4 separate regions of the Homo sapiens genome follow, and all the other regions are linked to region 1. A link is a contact called in ENCODE Hi-C or POLR2A ChIA-PET data. All regions are on one chromosome and are shown on one strand. Each heading gives the region's core, a stretch centred on a gene start or an enhancer-like site at or near the end of the contact. The rest is flanking DNA. Distances are from core to core; before and after follow the strand shown. Region 1 holds the start of CCDC138 (coiled-coil domain containing 138). Region 2 has its middle 42 kb from the start of EDAR. Region 3 overlaps LIMS1 (LIM zinc finger domain containing 1). Region 4 overlaps LIMS1 (LIM zinc finger domain containing 1).

Region 1 (4,804 bases), core at 1,061-3,560:
TGTAAGTAGCGTACCTTCCTTCCTTAAAATATCTAGCTTCCTGTGCCCTTTCATAGATATTCGATTAATTTTTACATTTTAAACAAGTTGACTATTTCCTTTAGGGGTTTTGTTTCAAACTTTTCTGTCATCTGTCTCTACTACCTCAGAAACTGCAGCTTGGTTCTGATGATAGAAATTGAATTTTTCCTTGTAGTTATTGTGATAAAGTATGAATATTTTTAGAAAGTCTATACCATGTTCTTTCGTTAAAGATTTGCTTTATACAAGATTGTTGCAGTACCTTTTTCTGGTAAATTTTGTAGCAGAAATAAAATGACAATTCCTAAGAGCCACTGACATCCAAAAAATTCATTACTTACGCTTCGGGTTCATTCTAAAGTAAGGAAGACAATTTAAAGGCAGTAAATTCAAACTGCTGCATAATTTCCAGAGCTCCTAGTTTCTCAAGTTTGATACACACCAAAAACGTATTTGGAAATGGCTTGTATCAAATGTTAGGCAAATTGCTAAAGAAAAGAGGATGTTCTTATTGGCCTACTCAATATGGAACTACAAAGAATCCAGGTAGAACACAAAATTTTGTATATTGCAATTATGAATATTGACTGTCTTCCACCCATCTGTGTTCTTTCGGGTGAAATTACCTCATTTTATTTAGTGAGGAAAGACAGGTTTATTCCCTGTTACATGGGGATTTGGAAATTGGGTATCCTAAAGCAAGTAACTGTTCAACCACCAGTCAAAAGAGGGGAGGGATGTTGTGCGAGTAATGAGTGATGGTATACCATCACCATTCCACTCGGCCACAAAGCCAGATACTTGAAATAAACCTACTCCAAATGTATCAGTTCAGTCTTGAACCATGGATTACATATGTTTACACTAAATATTTCAAATTGGCTTATTTGGAAATCTATGTAATATAAACTGATGTAAAGTGTGTTGTAACTTTTCAGCTGAGACAGTTGATGCCTTCGTCATGATTTTAGAATAAATTCTTAAGTTAATGCAAGTGCTTTTTAAGAGACTTTTTACAGATTTGTATGCTTTCCTAAAGCACTAAAGTTACAAATTAAAAAGCTTTAAAAACTTTGACCAAAAATTTGACAAAATGACATGTAAACTGACTTTTCCCGTATTAGTATTCCAAAGATGCTTAAAAGTGGCTTGTGGCATTTATGAGAAAGTCTTTGTGTCACATTTCAGGAAAGGACTTTGATTTCTCTTTGTTATTTAATCACTGATGTGGTCTAAACCCACGATAATATGTATCTTTCCTTTTAAACTGGATTTTATGTTGTCTCATTAAAATCTGCTTAAAGATAGAATAAAATTCATTATTTGTACATCTTAAGTGGTACTTTATGGCAAAAAGTATGGCCTAAGTAATTTTCAGATAATAACTGCTGAAGTACAGATTTTATAAAACTTGGGCATTTGGGAACTTTAATCCAGAGAATTTAGGAGTTGTTAGTCCAGAGATGCAGCTGACAGTCACAATTTAGAAAGTAAAAGATTACACCACTGTAATTTTATGAATGAGAAAAATGAAGTGGTTGTACAGTTCCCCTCAGTCAGTTTTGTTTAACATAGGTTTTCAGGTTGATGTATACTATGTACTATGGTTAGCACTGTTGTAGGTATTGGCAAAAGCTTTTTTCTTTTCAAAAAAAAAAAGTTTTTTTTCCAGGGTGCTTACATTCTAACTATTCTTTTTAATACCCTGTTATACCCCATATGGAACACAGGGAAAGTGAGGTAATCTGCAATGTCTATGCTCAGCTTTCCCTTTTTTTTTTTTTTTTTAACTTTAAGAGATGGGAGTCTTGCTATGTTACCCAAGATAGATGTAACTCTCAGGCTCAAAGCAATGCTCCCGCCTCAGCCTCCTTAGCAGCCGGGACTACACGCGCGCCACCACTCCCGGCTCAGATATACTCTTGGTTTTTCTTTTATATGGCAGTTAGCAAAGGTCACTTCTGATGGAACGACCGGTCTATGTGGTGAGCGCAACGCACACCAAACTTAACAGGTTAAATGGAGCTGGAGCGGAGCGCTGCAGGCAGGTGCGGGGCCTCGGTGCCCCTCAACCCGTGGCACCCAGGCAGCCGGGGCAGGACTATCGCGGGGAGATGCAATACTACTCAGTTACGAGGTGTGTAGTGCTAGCACGAGAAACTTGGAGGACGCGCTGACAAGCCGGGCTGCAGTCTCCGGGTCGCCCCGCCCCGCCCTTTCCCTGCCGCCGTGCGTGCCTCGGGGGGGCGGGGTCTGGCACGTCGTGACGCACTGCGGCCGCGTAGCGCCGCGGGTTTGATGAACGCGGTTCCCGGGGAGACTGGTACGGTTGCTGTGTGCTATGGAGCCGAGGGTCGTCAAGCCACCGGGGCAGGATTTAGTAGTGGAGAGTCTCAAAAGCCGCTACGGACTCGGGGGCAGCTGCCCCGACGAGGTGAAGCCGCCGCCTGAGGTCCGCGGGTGGGCTCCTGCTGCTGGGGGGCGGCCCGCTCCGTGCCCCGCGCAGCCGGCCTGGGGGCGCGCAGCGGCTCTGGTCCCGGCCCCGGCACTCCCGCCGTGGCTGCGGCTTGGGCCTCGTGGAAGCAGGCGGGAGGGGCGGGCGTTGCGCTGCGGGGGTGCGGGGGTGCCGCTTCACCTATGCCTCTGTGTTCCTGGTATACTGGGCATGGTGTGGTGTTGGAGAAAGTGCTATTCAGCTTTTTTTTGCAGTGATGTGAGTGGAGTTGTGAAAACAATTGAATTGCTTTTTAAAAGCGGCTTATTTCGAAATAATTTCGGACTTACTCAAAAGTTGCTGCAGTATTACCAAGAATTCCCTTGTACCCTCACTTGCATTCACAAATTAATATTTTGCCACATTGGCTTTACCATTCGTTCTCTCCCCTTCCCTCCCTACAAACGCATTTTTTCCCTTTGAACTATTTGAGGGTGATTTGCAGGCATCATGCCCCTTTACCTCTGAATAGAAATAACTTGTGCATTTTTCCTAAGCATAAGGACGTTGTCTTTTAATAACCACAGTAATATTTTCAGGAAATTTAGAATTGGTATAATATTTGGTAATCTAGAGTTCATAAGAAATTTCAGCAATTATCTCGATAAAACCTTTTATAGGAAAATTTTTTCCTAGTGCAGATCCGACCCAAGAACGAGCATTGATTGTATTTGATTGTCCTTTTTGTTGCCTTTAATCTGGAACAGGTTCACAGCCTTTGTTTTCTGTAAGGTTGTTTTTTTTTTGAGAAGTGTAAGAATTATTTATTGGATTGTTTCTCCGTTTGGGTTTATCTTATAGATGCTTCTTCGTTAGATTGATTATGCATTTTTGGCAGGAGCATGAGATGAGTGATGTGTGGCCTGCTGTGGGGAGGAACATGACGTTGGTTTGTCACATTATTGATGATATTAGTTTTGATCACTTGGTTAAGATGGTGTCTACAAGATTTCTCCACTCTAACCTTTGTAATTAATACATAATTTGTGGGGAAATATTTTGAGACAGTAAATTGATTTTTAGTATACAAATTAAATCTTTTCTTTTTTTTTTTAGTATGATTTTTCAAATTTTTATCAGTCTAAGTATAAGAGAAGAACTCTAACCTCCCCAGGTAAGCCGGTATTTTGTATATTTGGGGGTTTCAAAAATTTAATTTGAGGCTGGGCGCGGTGGCTCACGCCTGTAATCCCAGCACTTTGGGAGGCCGAGGCAGGCGAATCACCTGAGGTCAGGAGTTCGAGACCACTCAGGCCAACATAGTGAAATCCCGTCTCTACTAAAGATACAAAAAATTAGCCGAGCATGGTGGCGGGCGCCTGTAATCCCAACTGCTGGGAAGGCTGAGGCAGGAGAATCGGTTGAACCCGGGAGGCAGAGGTTGCAGTGAGCCGAGATGGCGCCACTACACTCCAGCCTGGGCAACAAGAGCGAAACTCAGTCTCAAAAAAGAAAAAAATAGGCTGCGCGCGGTGGCTCACGCCTGTAATCCCAGCACTTTGGGAGGCGAGGCGGGCGGATCACGAGGTCAGGAGATGGAGACCATCCTAGCTAACACGGTGAAACCCCGTCTCTACTAAAAAAAATACAAAAAATTAGCCGGGTGTGGTGGCGGGCTCCTGTAGTCCCGGCTACTCAGGAGGCTGAGGCAGGAGAATGGGGTGAACCCGGGAGACGGAGCTTGCAGTGAGCCGAGATTGCGCCACTGCACTCCAGCCTGGGTGACAGAGCGAGACTCCGTCTCAAAGAAAAAAAAAGAAAAAAAAATTTGAGAGAGAAGATTTTAAAAATAGTATTATTTAGACTTATGGCCAGTGCCAGATATTTTGTGATATATTGTTGTGGTAATCTTTCATGGTTTCTTTGTCGTTGACAGGTGATTTGGATATCTACTCTGGAGATAAAGTTGGTTCATCGTTAAAATATTCTGATGAAAGCAAGCATTGTAGAACACCATTGGGCAGCTTATTCAAGCACGTAAATGTGAATTGGTAAAGTACCCTGAAACTTTACTGTTGCTACCCCCTCAGTATCTCAAAAAACTGAGAAAGAGAAAAGGGCAGGTTATATTTTTGCTCTTTCCTGAGGACAAGTATGAGGACAAGTATAAGGCAGTCTGGAGCCTGCTAAATAGTTGAAGCGAGTCACTTATTAATTTTTACTGAGAATCTCTGTAATAAAAGCATAGACCTAGCATTATATTTAGTGGCATAATGGAAAGTTATTTATATAATGTAAAAGATGAAAAAATATATTTTTATGGTTATTCATTCAGGACCCAAATGAAGA
Region 2 (4,804 bases), core at 599-3,098, 240 kb after region 1:
GCCCTTTCCTCCTTCATGTCAACACTGAGTCTATGGAGTCCCTCCCCATCCCAGCCCCCATTCACCCCCATGGCCGCAGCTGCTGGGTTCTGCCTTGGCCACTCCTCCAAGTTCCTTCCATAAAGCTAGTAAAGCATCCAGGAGAGGGATGATGAGGGACCATGTGTAAATGGGAGAAACTTCATTAGGGTAAGGAAGGCATGGGAATCTGGAGGTGGGAAACCATGATGTGGCTGACACTGATGCCTGAAGTTATTGAAGGGTGCCTCAGCCCTCCTGGGAAGCAGCAGCTCAGTGTGTGTCTGTCCGTTTCCAAGGGAAAACCTGGTCCTCTCAATGAGGGGAAAGAGGAGATTCTGCAGCATGTGTGTCCCTGCCGGGCAAACTTTACAGCATCAGGCTCCAAAAGTAGAGCAGGGTGACCCTGGGGAGCCCTCCCTCCTTCCTCGGCCTGGGATGCCTGCCTGCTGCCTGTGCTGTCTCCTCTGTTCCCCTCTCCTTTCCTGGCTGGAACAGCTGCAGGACAGGGCCCCCCGGCAGCCATCATCCAGCCTTTCATCTCTATCCTTGTCTCCAGCCTTGCCAGCAACTTAAGCCTAATCATTGCACAATGAAAGGCTGTTTCTCTCAAATGGATGCAGACATCCTTAGCCTTCAGGGGCAGCCTCTTATTTTGCTCACAGATAAGGCTGTTTATTTTAAAGAAATACTATACTAATAACCCTCTTGACTTGACAAGGATCCTGGTTGCTATCTCTGTATTGATGGATTGATTGATTCATTCATTCAGTAAGCATTTACTGAGTGCCAGTTCGAGTGTGTGGGTGAGTCTTAGATTTACTGCCTCCTTGACATCATTCTTTAGAAAGAATTCTTTGACTCTAACTTTTGTTTGCTACCTCAGAATGTTCTGCCTATGCAAAGAACAGTTTCAAATCAACCTGGATTCGAGAGCTCATGAAACTGATCCTCAGCCTTCATTTTCAGCCTTTTCCTCAATCCTCCCCTGCACAGCCAGCTGGCTCAGCACTCTCCCCAGCAGGCCATGCGCTCAAGTGCTTTACCTTCAACATTTTCCCACTGAAGACCCAGCCTTCTCCTCTAGCCAAATTATGGTATGCTACGTAAAATTCCTTAGAATTCTATTTTAAGTGAATTTCACGTAAGTAAAGCCCATTGTTAATGTCATTGGAAAGGTTATTTTTAAATGAAGAGGTGTGCCATACCCTGCCAAATGTGATAATGTGTATAGTAGCACCTAGCACAGTGCCTGGTGCATTCTGGATAGACAGTAAATATGACCTGAATGAATGAAAGAATGGGCCTCACTGTCTGATGGGATGAGGCTCCCTGAGAAGGAGTGGGGAGTGGTGGCCTCTTTGAGGATGACCAGCAGGCTGTTAAGCAGAAGGCTCCTTCTAGAATTGTACTTTCCTGAGTACCTAGGACCAGCTTGGGGCCCCTCAGGCATCTGAATTTTTGGACCACTTTGGTTTATATAACCCACTTCTTATCCAGGTTCTGTCTCTTGACAGTTTTTGTTGTTGTTGTTGTTGTTTGTTTGTTTTCTAGGTCTCACTATGTTGCCCAGGCTGGTCTTGAACTCCTGGGCTCAAGCAGTCCTTCTGCCTCGGCCTCCAGAGTAGCTGGGACCACAGGTGCACCACACCCGACTTTGGCAGTTTTTTAACATCTCCCAAGTCTTTATTTTCTTGGTAAAATGGTTTAATAATTGGTATATATACTCATAACTAGTACACAGACTAACACAGTGTGCATGTATACCACCATCAGTGTCATCTGCACCTTTTGTCTCACTGACTCATGGTAAGACACGGAGCGCTCCACGAGGGGACGCCATGTGTGGAGATGCTGGAGTCTAAGGGTATTGTGATTGGGCAATGGTAAGAACTCCGGGTCCCTAAGTCCATTCCTGCTGCTACAACAAAACACCTTAGAGAGTAATTTATAAATAGCCATTTCCTTTTCACCGTGCTGGAGGCTGGAAGTCCACCATCAAGGTGTCAGCAGTGAGGGGGGCCTGTTCCTCACAGATGGGGGCTTCTTGATGGGTGCTGGCTGACTCAGCACAGATGGGGGCTCTGATGTGGCAGGGGTGGGGTAGAGACGGGAACGCTCTGCAGAAGGAGCGGAAGGGAGGAAACAGCTTCCTCCAGCCTTCTTATAAGGTTATCAGCCCCGTTCCCCTTACGACGGAATCACTTCCCTGGAGGCCCCCTCTTACTACTGTTGCACCGGGGACTGGGCTTCAATCAGTAGCAGCAGGGGATGCGCGCTCAGACCCAGCAGTCGGCTCTGCCCGCCTCGCCGGGCTGCACCGAGTCCGCGGGTCTCTAGCGCACGGCCTGGCCCCACGTGCGGCGAGGAGGGCGCAGTGAAGTTCTGCTGTGTGCACCCCCTGCAGCTCGGCCGGGAAGCGCCCGCTGGAGGAACGGAGAGCGCCGCTTCAGCGTCGGCCACGTGGGCCGGGCTCTGCCGGTGGCAACCTGGACGCGCTGCGGGCGCCGGCGAGACCTGCGCCAACGCCTACCTCCGGGCCACAGGCGGGATAAAGCTGCCCCACTTTGCCCCCAGCGAAGAGAACCCTCCTTCCTCTAAGTATTTTCTTCAGCAACTAAGCTTTTCTGTTTGCTCAATTTCTTGTCCCGTGAGCGCTACCACCCACCCCCCGCCACCTTCTTCCCCTCCCCCCACATCCGTTCACTCTCTTTGACCTTTTGCCAAAACTCTGAACGCTCGCTGCCCTCCCTCCCATTTCCTCACCGCGTTTCAGGAGCTGTAAGTTCTTGGTGTTCAAACCCCCTACGGTTACGTAAACAGAACTCTGCAGTTATCTTCTTTCCCTTTCTTCGGAGCTTTGTTTTCAAGTTCATTAGAGACTTCCTGTGGGTGTAATTACCGCTCTGCAGTTTTGAGCGCTGCCCACCTTCCCCCTGTTTTGTTAAAAATGTCATAGATCTTTGGAGATTTCTTTCACTTCTAAAGTTATTACCTGTCTGCCTGCACATCAATCTTGTTGATTTTATTTCAGGGCATTTTCCGGAGTGAACTTCTGCATAGCGATTTTTTTTGTCCCTCCCCACCCCCTCTTTGTTTTGCAGGAAGGTGAAATAAGACAGAAGAAAAGGGTTAGAACTTTAGAACTCCAGGACCCAACCTCAGTCCTTTCAAGCACCGTCTGCAAACAGATGCTGTGCTAGACTCAGCACCCTGTCTGGTGAAACTGCTCCTTGGGGTGACATCGGTCGAATGTGTGAGAGGCTTCAGCGGATGCCCTGACTTTTACACCATGGAAGGGCTTTCTCCTCACTCTCCATTCTTCATCCCACTCCATCCATGCGCTTTCTCCCCTCCCCATGGGGTGGGGTGGGGGAGTCTTTCCTCCAGCTGAGAGCAGAGGCCTTGGCCAACTAGATGTGTCTTCTGGGATTTCACAGTCGGGCCACCTCTCACCTCTTGCACAGGCTGGTGGGTTAAATGAAACTCCTGTAGCAACTCACAGAGCATTTGATTTAAAGCTAAGATTTATAGGAACTCACAAGTCAGAATGGAACAATAATTTCCCTCCGGTTGCACTGCCACTACTGAGGAGCAATCGCCTAATTCCACACAGAGTTTGCTGATTCTGTGGGCCTAACAGAGAACTCCAGATGGGCAACTAGGAGCTAAGAAGTGCATCCTATGTCACCAGGAGCTAATTTTCCCTGGATTTTCAAAGAGGCCTCATATTTGACCCATGTCATGGCAGGGTGAAATATAAGTCCTTCCTGAACCCTTGGAAGCTGAACGTTGTGGACATCAGCCATGGGAAATACATTTCCTTTAAACTGATCACCAGGCCTTAGTATGATCCATGCCTTGAGTGGACAGAGACCTTTCATGTTTGGTCATTACTCAGCCAGACACTTCTCTGAGAGGTGATGACTTCCCTAGGAAGGAATAACAAAGCCCCTTTCAGGCTGTTGATGGGCCCTGTCCACTTTAATTTTGCATTCAGCCTCGCTCATTTCTGTGAGCTGAGATTTTGATTATTCTGATTTCCACGACTCCTTTTGTGAAACAGAGACACTGAGGTGAATGCACGGGCCCAGTCCCCTCCTTTTTGAGTGTGCCCTCGGAAGCAGAGGCAGGTGGTGTTGCCGAAACACCCAGGTTCTGTCTAGGTCCTGCCGCTCCCTGCACAGAAAGCCAATCACAGAGATGACAAGTATTGCCAAGGAAGAAGGCTTTAATCAGGTGCTGTAGCTGAGAAGATGGGAGCCCAGTCTCAAATCCATCTCCCCATCCACCTAAAACTAGGGGTTTATACACCAGGGAAGAAAGATAACAGTGTGTAAGAAAACAGGAACTACGGAGGGGCAAGGAAGCAGTCACAATGTAGGGTATCTCATTGTCTGGATGTGTTGATCTGGTGAGTTTCCCTTCTTTGATGATACTTTTTTTTTGAGAGGCGGTGGCTCATGCCTGTAATCCCAGCACTTTGGGAGGCTGAGGCGGGTGGATCATTTGAGGTCAGGAGTTCGAGACCAGCCTGGCCAACATGGTGAAACCCCGTCTCTACTAAAAATACAAAAAAAATGAGCCAGGTGTGGTGGCGGGCACCTGTAGTCCCAGCAATTCGGGAGGCTGAGGCACGAGAATTGCTTGAACCCAGGAGGCAGAGGCTGCAGTGAGCCGAGATTGCACCACTGCACTTCAGCCTGGCGACAGAGGGAGACCCTGACTCCAAAAAAAAAAAAAAAGGTAAGGTTCAGCCAGGTGTGTTGGCTGACGCCTGTAATCC
Region 3 (4,804 bases), core at 1,386-3,885, 190 kb before region 1:
TGTTTGCAGCCTGGGAAGACATTTAGACTACCAAGTTCTTCGGGTTCAGCTGTTTATGGTCTTTCTTGTCACTTATTTAACAGTTTCAGACCATAAGGAGCGTATACTTTTCTCACTTGTTCTTTATTCATTGAGCCTATTTATCCTTGAAATACTGTGGTGTAAGTTGAAAGACCTTGGGTTTAAATTTTACTTCTGCCATTTGTGTGATTTTGAACAAATTATTTAATATCTGAGTTGCAGATTCCTCATCTGTAAATGGCAATAGTATTTAATCTGTGAGTAGTGTATGTAAAAGGATCCTAGCTTGATATTTGGTGGGATCTAGGTGAACAACAAATGTTCCCCTTTTTATTGTATTAATAGTAAAATGTATATAACATTCAGTTGTGGAGGACACTTGGGTTGTTTCCATACCTTGGATATTGTGAATAATGCTGCTGTAAACATGGGTGTACACATACCTGTTTGCATCCTTGTTTTCAATTCTTTTGGATATATACCCAGAACTGGAATTGCTGGGTCATGTGGTAATTCTATGTTTAGCTTTTTGAGGGACTTCCAATCATTCTCTGCTTTTGTTTTTTAGTTTACTCTGCATCATTTATGCATATCTCCTTTAAGATCCAGAATTACTAGAGTTCAGGGTTTGAAAGCAACTAAATTCACTTTAGTGCCTGATAGTCTCATGGTTTTTCTCTACTTCCAAACATATCTAAACCTTATCCAAGCCTCCCACTGTGTGACTTCTACTGTGAAAAAAGCCATTCTTCTCTTTCTTTTGCTTTTTTCTTTCTTAAATCTTCTCCCCTTCGATTGCCTTTTCTTTCCCTCACTAATTCTTTCCTTCTCACCGCCTGCCTTCTATAAAGGAATGCTGGGGAAAAGGTCTTGCCGGAGTTACTTCTCCATCCCCACTCTCAAGCCTACCCAGACCTGGAGTTGCTGTCTTTGTGAAAAGGGACATAGACACAGAATGATATCCAGATGCTAGATTACGTCAATTTACAATAAACTTTAATTTAAGCCAGACTTTCAGAACAATTAGCACCTGTATAATACTAAAAAATGCCAAGTATCTGGGAAAGGTTGGGTGGGGAAGGAGAAAATAGTATCATCCATGGGGATGATTCAACTCTTAGGGCTGCCAGCCTAGCACACTGCTAGCAACAGCTGGGAAGAAATCATAAAGTGAATTTTCCACAGATAAACCAGCCAGAAATAACACCAGACTGCCAAGTCAGATGTGATTTCTTAGTCATAAAAGGTACTTTTCATTCCTGTAATCCTGATTGGCCTGGTCAGTAATTAAAAGTCAACATTCAGTTTTATTTTACTTATTTCTAGGACCATTGTAGAATCCTTCAGTCATTACATATCTGGTGAGACCCTAGTGGTAAGTAAAGGATATCCATGCACTTGAGGGGAAGGAAGTGTTCACACATGAAATAGCTAGAATAGTAACAAAGCTCCCTTTAAATTCAGACAATAGCAGTGAGCTACTGGTAACAGCCCAAAGGAGAAAATGAGCAGCAGCCAGAATTTTGAGATTAATTTTAATAATTTATTAATGAATGCACCAGCAGAGAAGAGGTGGGAAGGATATGGTCGACAAGTGGTAGGAGTAAAAAATTCAGCTGTGGGGAAGGGGTAGCTTTTGCTTAGAAAGTTCACCACAGACCCCTGCCCTCTAAGTTATGGTGAATTCTGTGGAAGTGATTAGAGTGGAGAAAAAGGAACAAAGAGGGTTGGAATCCAGACGTTCCATGACTAACCCCAAGATGACTAAACCAGCTACTGAATGCACCCACAGAAAGGGAAGTGACATTTACTGAGAACACATTTAGTGTTGCTGAACGCTTAAAATGCTTTCTTTGTGTTCTCAGTCCTTACCAGTCTGTGAGGGGGGTTTATTTTGTCTACATTACAGATGAAGAATCTCACCTGCAAATGAAGAAAGTTGGCTGGCCGACAGGAGATCGTTTGAAATGAAAGGATTCCAGGGTTTCTTTCTACTGAGCGTATTCAATAAGCAGGGCTTATTATACTATCTAGAATGGTGCTATCCTGTAGAAATACAATGTAAGCAGCATGTGTAGTTTTAAGATTTTCTAGTAGCCATTTAAAACAGGAAAAAAGAGATAGGGAAGATTAATTTTAATAATATGTTTAATTTAACCCAGTATATCAAACTGTCATCATGTCCAAGCTATATACATATCATGTCATCAGCATTTTAAAGTTACCAGGAGAATTCAGTGGGTACTTTAAAGTCCATCTGAATTCAGACTAGCCACATTTCAAGTTGCTACATGTGACTACTGGCTACCAAAGTAGACAGCATAGCTCTAAAAAAAAGGTAGACAGACTCATCCTAAAAAAAAATCGAATGTAGAGGCCCTGCTTTGAAGTCATTGAGAGGAATTATGGTGGGGCAAGAAAGCAGCTTCACCTGAGATGGAAAGCTCTGTGGAAGGAAGGTACCATACATAAAAGCAGGGCTGCTCTTGAAAGAATGTGACCATATCATGCAAGGACATTACTGACTGAAGGGCTATTTATGGAGAGCAGTAAGGTCATACCGACCTTTATCACCACTGCCAGTCGTGACCACAGGAAGGCCCTGTGGTGTTGACTGCTAGATGCTGAACCGTATTTGGGTGGGGGTTGCGAGGATGCTGTGTCTTGGCAAATCTACTAACCATTAGGAGTGGAAACCACAGCCTTTAATGTATGTGTGGATGTCATTCCCAAAGAATCTTTTCTTCCAGTGCCTTTTTCAGATGAGGAGGTGTAATGTGTGCTTGAGGAAGTAAGCATGAACAAACTACCTTATATGGGAATTCCCAGACCTCAGCTCCACCCAGACCAAGATAAATGATGGTTTCAGACTGCTATTCCAGCAAAACAGGGACCATCCTATATTTATAATATTCAGTCATTTCTTCCATGCTTTCTTACTTTAAAAAATGTTCTTGAAATTTTCCCTTGGTCTTCTTTCTTCTTGTGATTCTGCCTACTTTGTTGCCTTTGTCCCACTTAACTATTTTCTTCAGTTTTTCCCATTGTACTTGGTTTATTTTGTTGTTGTTGTTGTTGTTCTGTAGTCAACTGTGTACTAGGAATCAGTGTACCCCCCAGGTCCTGTTCTTGGCTCTCAACTGTGGGACTTTCATTCTGTTCCTTCATCTGAAAAATGAAAAACATTAGAATTAGAGTCCTTTATAATCTTTTAGGGCCCTCATTTTGCAGCTCGTTTGGAGCCTCTTTTTTTTATTGTGGTAAAAAACACATAAAATCTACCACCTTAATCATTTTTAAACTCAACAGTTCAACAGTGTTAAGTACACAAGAAGTTGCACCTATGATAAAATGTGAAATAAGATCTAGAGGCTTGAGGAGAACCTGAGGTTATCTGTGGAGGGTGGAAGGCTTATGCTGAAGTGGCCCCCTGAGAGCAAAGATCAGGAGTAAGGGACGATCTCCTAGTATTCACTTGCAGAAGTGACTTAAAGCTGCTAAAAGGATGTGTGTCAGGGCTTTGGCATTCTGCCGCAGACATAGAAAGACCTGATACTGTTTTGACTTCATGTGTCCCTGTAGCCATTCAGCGGCCAACATTTGTATAGTACTTTATCTTTCTCAGCTTATTTCTAATTAGCGATAATTAATACTCTTAGTATTAATACGAGTTAATTTGTAATTCTTACAAAAGAGTGTGAGATAAATGAGCATGTGCTGTCTTTAATTTCCAAAGGAGGAAATGAAAGGGTCCGTGGAAGATGAGCTGTAGCTGTGGAAGGGGCAGAAAAGCCAGAGGGTGGCTCAGGAGTCTGGTGTTATATATGATAACATTTTAAAAATAAGAGGTGAGGAAAATGGGAGCACACTTTTTGGAAGATTAACATAAATGTAAAATGATTTACAGAACAGATCAATGGAATTCAGTTAGGTCTCAGATTTTACTTTCCCCATTAGGGATGTATGTAAAGAAAGGGCATGTTGGCCGGGCATGGCACACGCCTGTAATCCTAGCACTTTGGGAGGCCAAGATGGGCAGATCACCTGAGGTCAGGAGTTTGAGACCAGCCTGATCAACATGGAGAAACCTCATCTCAACTAAAAATACAAAATTAGCCAGGCGTGGTGGTGCATGCCTGTAATCCCAGCTACTCAGGAGGCTGAAGCAGGAGAATCGCTTGAACCTGGGAGGCAGAGGTTGCTGTGAACCGAGATCACGCCATTGCACAGCCTGGACAACAAGAGCAAAACTCCGTCTCAAAAAAAAATAAAAATAAAAAGGAGGGGGGCATGTTGAGGAAATAGGAACTTGAAGTACTTGGGATGGTTCATTAATTTCCCTACGAAACATCTGTTTTTTTTTTTTTTTTTTTTTTTGAGTCTTGCTCTGTTGCTGAGGTGCAGTGGCATGATCTTGGCTCACTGCAACTTCTGCCTCCTGGGTTCAAACGATTCTCCTGCCTCAGCCTCCCGAGAAGCTGGGATTACAGGCACGTACCACCACACCCAGCTGATTTTTGTATTTTTAGTAGAAGTGGAGTTTCCCCTTGTTGGCCAGGCTGATCTCGAACTCCTGACCTCAGGTGATCTGCCTGCCTCAGCCTCCAAAAGTGCTGAGATTACAGATGTGAGCCACCGTGCTTGGTCAAAACATCTTAATTTGACCTTTTTTTTTATTCACAGACCACTTTGAGACTCAACACTTAACGACATTCATAGAAGAAAATGCACAAAGGCACATGCATAGAAAGTTTTTGTATAACTTCCAGGAATTCATGCCCCC
Region 4 (4,804 bases), core at 1,464-3,963, 150 kb before region 1:
AAATTAAGTTTTATTTTATATTATTTAAGTAATTAAATGATAAGAAATTTACACACAGGTGTGTGTGTGTGTCCATCCTTGTGCCTCAATTGCAAAATTTCCTGAAATAATCTCCCTGAGCTCCATCGTGGTGTTTCTCCCACCAAGCTTTTCTTGTGATTCTGTCTTGCACACCACCGTTCTTTAGAAGTAGTATTTCTTGGAGGTTTGTGTTTGAGATGGGGACTGGATGCTGGCTGTAGCCTCTTTGTGGCTCCAAAGGAAAGAGGAGGGAGGATTGTCCTCAAAGACTCTTACAAGGGTAGAGAGGGAGGAAGCAGGCTGGGCAAAGCTCAAGGAAGTCCATGCAATAACTGACCTGTGTCAGGTTGGGGTCTCCTTCTAGCAGGATGTCTGTAGGGGGAGGGAAGAAGGACTGCAGGGCTCTCTGGTGTGCCAGCTGCCAGCTCTCATGCAGCACTCAGTTTTCAGTGACTCTCATGTTAATTCAGCATGCCAGCTGTTCAATTTAATGTCTATACCAATGGGGAATGGGAGAGAGGTAGATAATGAGGAAAGAGAAGAAATAATGAGGTAATATGTCATCTCCTAAAAGCTCATTTTGTAACAGAAATTGTCCAGACTGTTACTGCATTACATTTTAGGTTTTTCTCAATCCCCTCAGAAAACAAAGAAGCTCATACAGAACATTGCCCCTACCACTAGCAAGAGGCAAATCTTTCAGCCCTCCCAAGGCTGGCTTTCAGGCTCCTGAAGCTGTGCCTTCTGAATGTGACACCTTGTCCTGGCGACATCTCTGGAGAGACGCCACACACATCAGTGTTAAGTGGTACACATGGTCCTTTTCACCACAAATGTCCTGAAATCGAGGGACTATTTAGAAAACAGGCGGCTGCTTCATTCTATTGTGGGAGTGATGTGACAGGAAGGGAGGCTCAGGAATGACCATGACAGGAAAGCATGTGGAGCACTCACAGTAAAGCTTCACAGAAGCCCTCACGGCCAGGCGCAGCAGAGCACAGCGACTGCCCAAGGAGCTGCTGTCCTAGCCACCCTCCCAGTCATCTTCAAGAAGAACAAAAGTTCACTGATCGCCTCAGTTCCTTTATTCTCCTCTTGTTCTTGAGGACTGACCAATGGGTGTGTGTCCCTGTTTGCCTCTTTGCTGGGGTCACAGAGGAACCCAGGAGCTCACATTGAGTGGCCCCCAGACATGTCACTGGGGCCAGAAAGTGCCATGAGGATGGGGGTCTACACTGGGGTGTGGGGTGGCCATATCTTCTGGCCCTGACTTGAACAATGAGTCCATGTGTGGCCTCTAGTTTACATAAATAAAGAATGGCTGTGGCTGGGCGCGGTGACTCACGCCTGTAACCCCAGCACTTTGGGAGGCCCAGGCGGGTGGATCACCTGAGGTCAGGAGTTCGAGACCAGCCTAGCCAACATGGTGAAACCCCATCTCTAAAAATACAAAAATTAGCTGGGTGTGGTGGCAGGTGCCTGTAATCCCAGCTACTCAGGGGGCCAAAGCAGGAGAATCGCTTGAACTCGGAAGGCAGAAGTGGCAGTGAGCTGAGATTGCACCATCACACTCCAGCCTGGGGGGAAAGAGCAAGACTTCATCTCTAAAAAAAAAAAAAAAAAAAAAGAATGGTTGTAATCCCAGCACTTCAGGAGGCCAAGGCGGGTGGAATTCAAGACCAGCCTGGTCAAGATGGTGAAACCCCGTCTCTACTAAAAATACAAAAATTAGTCAGGCGTGGTGGTGGGTGCCTGTAATCCCAGCTACTTGGGAGGCTGAGGCAGAGAATTGCTTGAACCCAGGAGGGGGAGGTTTCGGTGAACTGAGACCGCACCACTACACTCCAGCCTGGGTGACAGAGCAAGACTCCATCTCAAAAAAAAGAATGAGGTAGACAGACTTGGACTCCCGTTTAACTGACAGGTTTATTATTCTGTACCTTTACGTGATAACACACTCCTCCCCCCCGTCTGTTCCTAGTTTTGAATGTAAATACAGTTGTTTAAATCGTCTGTTCCTAGTTTTGAATGTAAATACAATTGTTTAAATTCCTAAGTGACATCTTGGAGAAAGAGCCCAAAAGGTCTAAGTACCATCAGCTGCAGAGTCCTCACATAGGCTGCCTCTGTCGGCCTGGGTCCAACCAGGAGAGAAAACCCACACGCTAATTTGAACAGGAAAGGTTTAATATAAAGATAGAATTACTAACTCTAACAAGGTTTTGGAGTAATAAGGAATTGGCTAGTAAGAGGAGAGAAAGCAAAAGAGTATAGGAATAGCCGCTGTAAGGAGCAGCCACGGACCCTAGAGCTGAGTTAGAGTGCCAAGGGAGGAGCCCTACTCCGTGCCCGGGGTCACACTACCAGGGCATGCTGCATGCAGAAAAGTCGCTGGCACAGATTGCTGGAAATCCTCCTTTCCAATACCAGAGAAGGCTGTTCCCAGTGAGTTCCCTCACCCAAGGTACCCCCTACATAGCTGACTGCCAAGGGATGGGTGCTGCTGGCTGCATGCACCATCAGGGTCCAAGGCACTCTGCTGTAAAACTTTTGAGGGGCCAGTGCCACTGAAGCTGGTGCTAGCCACCATGCCCTGCAGGAGCTAGACACCGAAGAAGCCAGAGTGCTGCAGGAGCTTTGCCCAGGGAGCAGGCAGGACTGGGAAGCAAACCTCTTCCTCCTGCAGTGTCTCTCCAGCACCCTCTACTGACAAGGTCTCAGTGCTGCTCATAGAGGACAAAGATTCACAGAGGTAGCAGTAACTGCATCACCAGCACCTAGCAATATCCCAGTGATGCCTCCTACAGGACACAAGGGGGTCTGTCTAAGTGGGTAATTGCCATATTTTTATATATTATTGCTAGATGTATAGAATACCACTTTTTGAGAAGAGGTAAGGAATGGAATAAAGAGCTTCCTACTTAGCCCTGTGAACTGCTTTCAAAAACCATAGCTTCATTCCGTGACAGAGAATGGAGAGCTCTGTGTGGGGAGAGAGGAAGGTTGAGCACAGGAGCCTGCAGAACAAGAGGAGTGACTGAGGCCCCTGGGAGATGCTGCTAGCCTGGTTGTAGCTGGGCAGTGTTACATGAGCACCAGCTTACAGTGGTTGACCTCCTGACCTTATACTATTTCCACATCTTTTTTCATTGTACTTATGGCAAAATCTAAGTTATGGTAGCTGAAATAATCCCTTGCCTTTCTGTGTACATTTCACAAAATTTAAAGTTAATGAAAGAAAAGAAACCTTTTTAAATTCAGCAAAATATACATATATGTGTGTGTGTGTGTGTGTGTGTGTGTGTGTGTGTGTGTGTGTGTGTATTTTAGTTCCTCTGCTTCATCCTGGTCAGTATTTTCAAATGCTGTTTAATGCAGTAAAATCTACACAAAACATGTTCTGTGTCAAAAAGAAAATAACGGGCAGTGAAAGATATGTACATTTGAATTTGAAAAGGTTCATTGTTTTCACTTGACTCAAGTGAAATGTTTTTTATTCTGTTCTATTCTGAAATTCTCATGGTTTTCTTTTACCTTATCATTGAGGGAAGTAAACCCCGTGTTAAGCTTAGTCACAAAATAAAAACTCCCACGGACTTCCCTCCCAGTGTAGCTGAAGGTTAATGTCCAGGGAGATAGCCTTGACTGAGTCAGAACTAAAATAAGGGTGTTATTTAGAGCCAGATACTCTGGTGCTACAGCCACTACAGCCGTGTCAAGAGCTCCTGACACACTGGAGGCTGTCACTGGTGATCTGGGCGTTCTCCTAAGTCAGCATTCCTAGCTAAAAATACTGCCATTCTGTATTGGAAACACAGCTTCCTCTAATTTGTCTGTTTTGACCAGAACACAATGTTATCTTTTTAAAAAGCTGTTTAGGTGTGAGAATGTATGTTAATGGATCACAATACGAATAAAAATAAAAGAATGAAAAGATAAGTGATTTGAAATATAAAGGAACTAGTACAGAGACATTTTCTAGTTAAAGTTTCTAAATGGTCAGAGAAAAATCACCTAACCTATGAGAGAAAATTTTAAGATTTTTTTTTTTTTTTTGAGACAGTATCTCGCTGTGTCTCCCAGGCCGGAATGCAGTGGCATGATCACAGCTCAGTCATAGCTCACAGGCTCAAGCGATCCTCCTACCTCAGCCTCCTTAGTAGCGCCTACAGGTGCATGCCACCGTGCCCGGCTAATTTTTCTATAGAGATGGTGTGTCACCACGTTGCCCAGGCTGGTCTCCAGCTCCTGAGCTCAAGTGATCCTCCTGCCTCAGCCTCCCAAAGTGCTGGGATTACAGGCATGAGGCACCATGCCCAGCCCAAGAATGTTTTTAAATTGACTAAACACTGCTTATTTGAGGGACCATGGGAGAAAAAAAAATTGTGAGGTGGCTTATAGATTTCAAACTATAGTGATTCTGATTGATCGAGCTGTCTTTCTTGAGGAAAGTTACGCCAAAGGCAACGAGCTAGACTGAGCTGTCTGGGTGTCTGGGTAGGGACGCAGCTCACCAGGGCTTGCCCTCTTTAGATGCCCTCTGCAGGCAGTCTAGGGACTTCTCTCAAGATGTCCAGTTTGATTAATTGCATGATGACAGTGTGCTTGGTGCCATGAGGGGTATAAAGATTCAACAGAGGCTGGGCGTGGTGGTTCACGCCTGTAACCCCAGCACTTTGGGAGGCCAGGGCGAGCGGATCACCTGAGGTCAGGAGTTCGAGACCAGCCTGTCCAACATGGTGAAACCCCGTCTCTACCACTAAAAATACAAAAATTAGCCTGG

What was found. A loop is a pair of places that touch in the nucleus more often than their neighbours do. ChIA-PET counts read pairs that join two places held with the same protein, here RNA polymerase II (POLR2A). Pooled maps may share reads with other maps.
Region 2: a loop to region 1 is called in a map of CD8-positive, alpha-beta T cell, with 4 times the contacts of the local background. The contact joins the enhancer-like site here to the promoter of CCDC138 in region 1. A Hi-C loop is called at or near these places in 4 of 168 maps with a recorded cell type or tissue (CD4-positive, alpha-beta memory T cell, CD8-positive, alpha-beta T cell and naive thymus-derived CD4-positive, alpha-beta T cell) and 10 of 50 pooled maps.
Region 3: a pooled map shows a loop between it and region 1 (6-fold over the local background). The contact joins the enhancer-like site here to the promoter of CCDC138 in region 1. A Hi-C loop is called at or near these places in 3 of 168 maps with a recorded cell type or tissue (B cell, CD4-positive, alpha-beta T cell and naive thymus-derived CD4-positive, alpha-beta T cell), 16 of 37 single-sample maps with no recorded cell type and 18 of 50 pooled maps. POLR2A ChIA-PET finds 5 or more read pairs at or near these places in 1 of 52 experiments (activated naive CD4-positive, alpha-beta T cell).
Region 4: a pooled map shows a loop between it and region 1 (2.2-fold over the local background). The contact joins the enhancer-like site here to the promoter of CCDC138 in region 1. A Hi-C loop is called at or near these places in 5 of 168 maps with a recorded cell type or tissue (CD8-positive, alpha-beta T cell, OCI-LY7, naive thymus-derived CD4-positive, alpha-beta T cell and 1 more) and 10 of 50 pooled maps.

What each region holds. Positions count from the first base shown.
Region 1 is chr2:108,784,461-108,789,264 of GRCh38, forward strand. CCDC138 (coiled-coil domain containing 138) reads left to right here and starts at 2,311. Exons shown (of 15, transcript NM_144978.3): 1 at 2,311-2,455; 2 at 3,572-3,629; 3 at 4,392-4,506. The coding sequence starts at 2,363. RANBP2 (RAN binding protein 2) reads left to right here. Exons shown (of 29, transcript NM_006267.5): 29 at 1-1,349. RefSeq lists a silencer at 2,120-2,709.
Region 2 is chr2:109,029,208-109,034,011 of GRCh38, forward strand. It overlaps a transcript of RANBP2 not described here. Among named protein-coding and RNA genes, the nearest start is that of EDAR, 42 kb to the left of the region's middle. Within about 2 kb of position 1,849, at least 9 of the 41 ENCODE cell types and tissues checked have a DNase peak (open chromatin) inside an H3K27ac peak, as active enhancers do; they include CD8-positive, alpha-beta T cell, where a contact is called at or near this core.
Region 3 is chr2:108,592,541-108,597,344 of GRCh38, forward strand. All of the region lies in intron 1 of LIMS1 (LIM zinc finger domain containing 1), which reads left to right. Among named protein-coding and RNA genes, the nearest start is that of LIMS1, 60 kb to the left of the region's middle. RefSeq lists an enhancer at 1,356-2,555 and silencers at 1,747-1,836, 1,857-1,906. Within about 2 kb of position 2,636, at least 10 of the 41 ENCODE cell types and tissues checked have a DNase peak (open chromatin) inside an H3K27ac peak, as active enhancers do.
Region 4 is chr2:108,633,803-108,638,606 of GRCh38, forward strand. The region is part of intron 1 of LIMS1 (LIM zinc finger domain containing 1); the gene reads left to right. Among named protein-coding and RNA genes, the nearest start is that of LIMS1-AS1, 42 kb to the right of the region's middle. RefSeq lists an enhancer at 2,479-3,053. Within about 2 kb of position 2,714, at least 25 of the 41 ENCODE cell types and tissues checked have a DNase peak (open chromatin) inside an H3K27ac peak, as active enhancers do.